Linked DNA regions of Homo sapiens: region 2 is linked to region 1. Evidence: chromatin loops called from intact Hi-C (ENCODE). Cell type or tissue: IMR-90. All regions are shown on one strand.

Region 1 (2,500 bases):
GACCCATTTATCCTGAATCATCTGCGACACAAATGTCTGCAGCCCTGCTGGGGCCTCTCCCTGTGTGCTTGCAGAAATAGGGCCTTCCTGCCTGCTGCCCCACCCCAGCCCCGTTTCGGGACAGGAAGATAAGGTGGTGGAGCACTGACACAGGTGAGTCTTCCACACGCAGGTGTCAGGGGCGGCGGGGGCTGTTTTCAGGAAAGCCTGCCTGTTCTTTAGGTCTCTGGGGAAAAAAAACATGCTTTCCTCCCTTTGTTGGATACACATGTGTTGAGTGCCTGGTGTGTGCCAGACAGTGTAGAGGACCCTGGGAATCCCACAGAAATCAGGACAGACAGAGGCCCTGCCCTCACTGAGGTTCTCAGCCTCACCTATGCTCACCTGGAAGGATTTAGAAATCCCTGGGCAGTCTGATGGAATCAGAACCTCTGGGTGATATGCAGCTGAGGCGCTCCATTTTTTTTTTTTTTTTTTTTGAGATGGGGTCTCATTCTGGTGCCCAGGCTGGAATGCAGTGGCTTGATCATGGCTCACTGCAGCCTCGACCCCCGAGGCCTAAGCAATCCTCCCACCTCAGCCTCCAGGGTAGCCAGGACTACAAGTGTGCACCATCATACCCAGCTAATTTTTTGTTTTGCTTTTTGTAGAAACAGGGTCTCCCTTTGTTGCCCAGGCTGGTCACAAACTCCTGGCCTCAAGTGGTCCTCCCGCTTCGGCCTCCCGAAGTGCCAGGATTACAGGCATGAGCCACCGCACCCTGCCCCGGTGTGGGGCTTTCCGAAGCTCCGCAGGTGACTCCAGCACAGGGTTGAGCCCCACCTGCCTAGTGGTGAGGGAGGAGGGGAAAGGGGCAGTCACAGTCCTGGGAGACCCAGGGTTCCAGGACCACCACAGATCTGTCCACTCTTGGGGAGGCCATGAAATGATTCCTGAAGGAGTCAAAGGACACATTTTAATAATAAATGCTGGCATAGTCACAGGAGGTCGTCAAAACAGAGGGGGAAGCAGGCAGTCAGACCTACAGGCATCCTACAAACTTCCCTTGTATTCTTCCCCTTCTATGTCATCAAGCCGCTCCTCTGCAGCTCCTCTGAGAGCCTCCTGGTTCGCCCTTCAGCAGAGCAAGCACTCCGGACGCCAGGACCGTGGGGCTTGCCTTCCACAATGCTGGAGCGCCATCTGGTGGCCACGGGCAACCTCAGCCTCCTGCCGCCCGCAAGCTGGGTCCCCACCCCGGCTGAGGGCCCGCTGCGGGGGCACAGGGCGCGAGGACACAGCCTAGCACACTAGGGACTCACACTTCATGTTCTTCATCGGCAAGGGAATCATCGCGTGAAAAATGGTCCAACTTTACTCGCAGCCGGAAACTGCAGTGTGGATAGCAATAATACAGTGTCAGATTTCACCTGTGAAATTGTCTAAGAAACGAGGACAGTCCTCGCGAAAATCAAGGGAACAGGCCCTCTAGGAAGCTATTGTTTTCTTTATTTATCCTTTAGCTTTTCTTGGAGATCATGACAGAGGTGTGTGAAATCTGCTCTGCATTTGTCTAGTAAAGATCACGTGAGGAGTTCATTTCAGGTCACACTAGCACCAGGAAAGCCAGACTCCAAGGAAGATCCAAGATGTTTCCTTGTCCCCAAGATTGAAAGCTGGATCTGCCAGGGGCCCAGTGGACCCAGGTGGCTCCTCCAGTTAGGAAAACGAAGCCAGGGATCATGAGGGAGGAGCTATTATGAAGCTGTGGTTGGAACACTGAGAAACCCAGGCTGGCAAGGAGGGGCTGTGCCCACCCTAGGCCCAATGGATGAGCAGAGGGAGCAGCCACCAGAACCTGCAGGAGGAAGAGGCCTCTTGGACAGGGGCAGTGGCTTCTGGCCAGGACACAGCCAGCCTCACCAGACAGGCCCTAGGCAATGGCTGGCCTCTGTGTCCCCTCCCCCATCCCCTGCCAGGGCTCCCCATGGTCTGGGCCCCACTGAAGGTCAAGGCCTGGCATCTCTACACAAAGTGAGTGAGAGCAGAAGGAAGCCCGGAGGAGCCGGGGAAGCCTCAGGCACAGAGCTCTTTCCCCTTCTGTGTGATGAGAAGCTCAGCGTCAAACGGGAGGTATTTTGCTTTCTCCTTCCTTGATCCTTACAGCAGCCAATACAGTGATGCCACTTTTTCCAGGTGGATAACAATGTCTTATTGTTTAAAACTTACACCTGCTTATCATAGGGACAAGGATGAAAACCAATATCACCTTCCAAAAAGTGGCCACCTTTGAAATAACCTTGCCACATCAGGTGTCCAGATAGAGACCCAACAGGAAAACATCATGTGGGGTTTACCTCCCAAAACAGGGTCTGGGTTGCTGCAGTTTGGATATTTGTCCCTTCCAAACCTCATGTTGAAATCTGACCCCCAGGGCCAGACGCAGTGGCTCATGCCCGTCATCCCTGCACTTTGGGAGGTGGAGGCGGGTGGATCACCCGAGGCCAGGAGTTGGAGACCA
Region 2 (2,500 bases), 450 kb before region 1:
TAGTGGTCTTAGTTCTCTCACCGACTGACACAGAGGAAAGAAATCAGAGAGCTTCCTTGAGCCTGAGGCCATGGATAATAATGATCACTTAGACATGAAGTTTCAGAAAGAAAACAGAGACATCTTGAAATCCTTAGTGTCAAACGTTCAGATGAAAGGAGCATATTAAATGCCTCAAGAATCCCATTCACTGGGCCCAGTAATTTTTCTCTTAGTCATCTTTCTAAAGAAGTAATCTAGGATGTGACAAAACATTTTGGGAACAGGAATAATCATTACTGTGCTACTTAAAAAATTAAAATAACATTTGTAAAGGAGGCAAAACTCAATGGCTTACAACAAAAAGCTGTATTCTCATGCTCATGGGTGAGCACAAGAGCCACGGCTTGGCTGATGGGGCAGGATATGGATGGCTCAACTTCAGCCTAACCTTCAGGGGGACTTGACTCTGAGCTCTATTCTGGGTTCAGTTTTGCTCCACAGCTGTCTGGCCACATTCTTCTCCCAGTGGATCAGCCATGCACTGGAGGGCAAGCTAAACCTCACAGCCCTGTGCCAATCCTCCCCTCACAAGACTGCTGACATCCCATGCTCTGTGTAAGCACAGGAACAAGGGAAAAACCCACAGGGCAGGGAAGTAGACTCCACTCATAATGGGAGACAGGGGCAAGTATATATTTGATGAGTGATCATAGAAATAACAACTGTGATCTAGATTTGCTTTGCATTGGCACACATTGTTCTTCAGTGGAGTACCATGGAAGGGGCTTATTGGTACAACAGCATGGCACACAATTTTGAAATCAGGCAGCCCTGACTTTGAGTTCTTGCTCTGCTATTAATATTGACTAGCTGTGCTCATATATATGTTCCTTAACTGCCACTAAGTCATAGTTTCCTCAATTGCTAAATTGGGTTGTTGTGAGGATTAAATGAGAAAACAATGTGGAGCTCTTAGCAAAGTGATGGGTTCTTAGGAAGCAGCCAATAAGTAATCATAACAGTTAATATTAGTGGTAGCTATTGGAAAGGTATTTGAGATTCAGGGATGAATGAAAATCACTGTAAATCTAGAACCCTACCCTTATCTAAACTATCAATCTCTTTTTATTGAACAGTTTCAAATTTATTTTTGATAAACAATTTTAATATAGTCAAACATTTATTAGAAGCAGAAAAGTCATTGTAGAGCACTTGAATTATATTTAAAAGTTTAGCGGTCTAAACTAGCAATCTAAGATGATTGTGAAATAAAGGCATTTAAAATCCTCCTACTTGCTTATCGGAACTACCATACCAGTCAGGATAAGCTAAGCCACGCTGCGCTAACAAATGGCCTGCAGATCTTGGTGCTTTACACTACTAGCAAATGTTTCTTTTACGCTTCTGCTGCCTGTCCACTGGGGGTCAGCAGAGGCCGTCTTCTCTGTCAGCATCACTCTAGGATGCCGGCCACCCAGCAGCCTCTCTGTGCCACTCAGCAGAGGGAGAAGAGACCTGGGGAGCCACGTGCTGGCTCTTGTTGCTTCTCTTTGGAAGTGACACCGTCACTTTCACATATGTTTCATCAGCCAGAGAAAGTCAGCTATGGCTGGCTCAATAGAGCCAGTAAGTCTAATCCTCCTGAAGCAGAAGCTCTGCAGAGAGAGGAGCCAAATATACTGAACATAATACAGTAGACAAGAGAATGTGTGTGACTCTGAAACCATTAAGGGAGTAAAAGGAAAAAAGAAGGAAACAAAAAATGTGGAAAAAGAAACATGGCCATTAGAAATCACAACTTAAGGAAGTATCAAGTAATCAAAGCTAATGGCCGCTCAATAAATATAAAGAAACTAAACTCACAAAACAGACTCTCATATTGGATGATAAAACAAAATTCAAATATATATACACTTTACAACAGAAACACATAACATGAAATGACAAGAAAATTTGAACACTGAAAGAAGAAATGTTTACATCCCAGATCAAGAATCAACAAAAAGGAAGTGTTACTGTATTACCAATTAAAATAAGCAACCAGATTTTTCCCAAGAAAATACACACTTCACCTATATTCTCAAAATTGTTGGCAAAAAGTTAATCATAGTTGTGGTAGGCAGAAAAATGATCCCTAAAAGGATGCTGACACCATAATCCCCAGCAAAGAAGCCCACGACATTAGGACTAAATAAAAATGTTAACCAGGAAGACATGAGAATTTAAAATGTGCATTATTATACAGTATGTTATCAAATAAATGAAGGAAAAAACTCACAGAATTACAAAGAGGCACTGACAAATACACAATCATAGTTGAAATACTTGTCTCACATTGATCTAAAGTCAACCTTTTGTGGTGTTAATTCCCCCAGCATCTCTGGACTGTACAGATGTGGGGCCGAGTAAGTCCAAAGGCCTCTTCTGCCTCAGGAGCAACAGGGAAGCCAGGGCAGGTCTGGGCAGTATGAACAGAACATAAGGAAGGTTCCGTGAAGTTGGTCCAAGTTCCTGCAGA

The links. A loop is a pair of places that touch in the nucleus more often than their neighbours do. Peaks named below come from ENCODE experiments on the same cell type or tissue, not always from the same donor. Only the 100,000 strongest peaks of a DNase experiment are listed, where the experiment ranks them.
Region 2: a loop joins it to region 1, with 19 times the contacts of the local background. A loop is called at or near these places in 45 of 110 quality-filtered maps.

The regions. Positions count from the first base shown.
Region 1 is chr2:237,570,990-237,573,489 of GRCh38, forward strand. No RefSeq gene overlaps it. Among named protein-coding and RNA genes, the nearest start is that of PRLH, 5.7 kb to the left of the region's middle. RefSeq lists a silencer at 1,104-1,289 and an enhancer at 1,883-2,418. In IMR-90, a CTCF peak has its summit at 1,173 (motif pointing left); a DNase peak (open chromatin) is centred at 1,132; H3K4me3 peaks cover 177 bases.
Region 2 is chr2:237,120,993-237,123,492 of GRCh38, forward strand. No RefSeq gene overlaps it. Among named protein-coding and RNA genes, the nearest start is that of COPS8, 36 kb to the left of the region's middle. In IMR-90, a CTCF peak has its summit at 1,408 (motif pointing right); a DNase peak (open chromatin) is centred at 1,449; H3K27ac peaks cover 369 bases.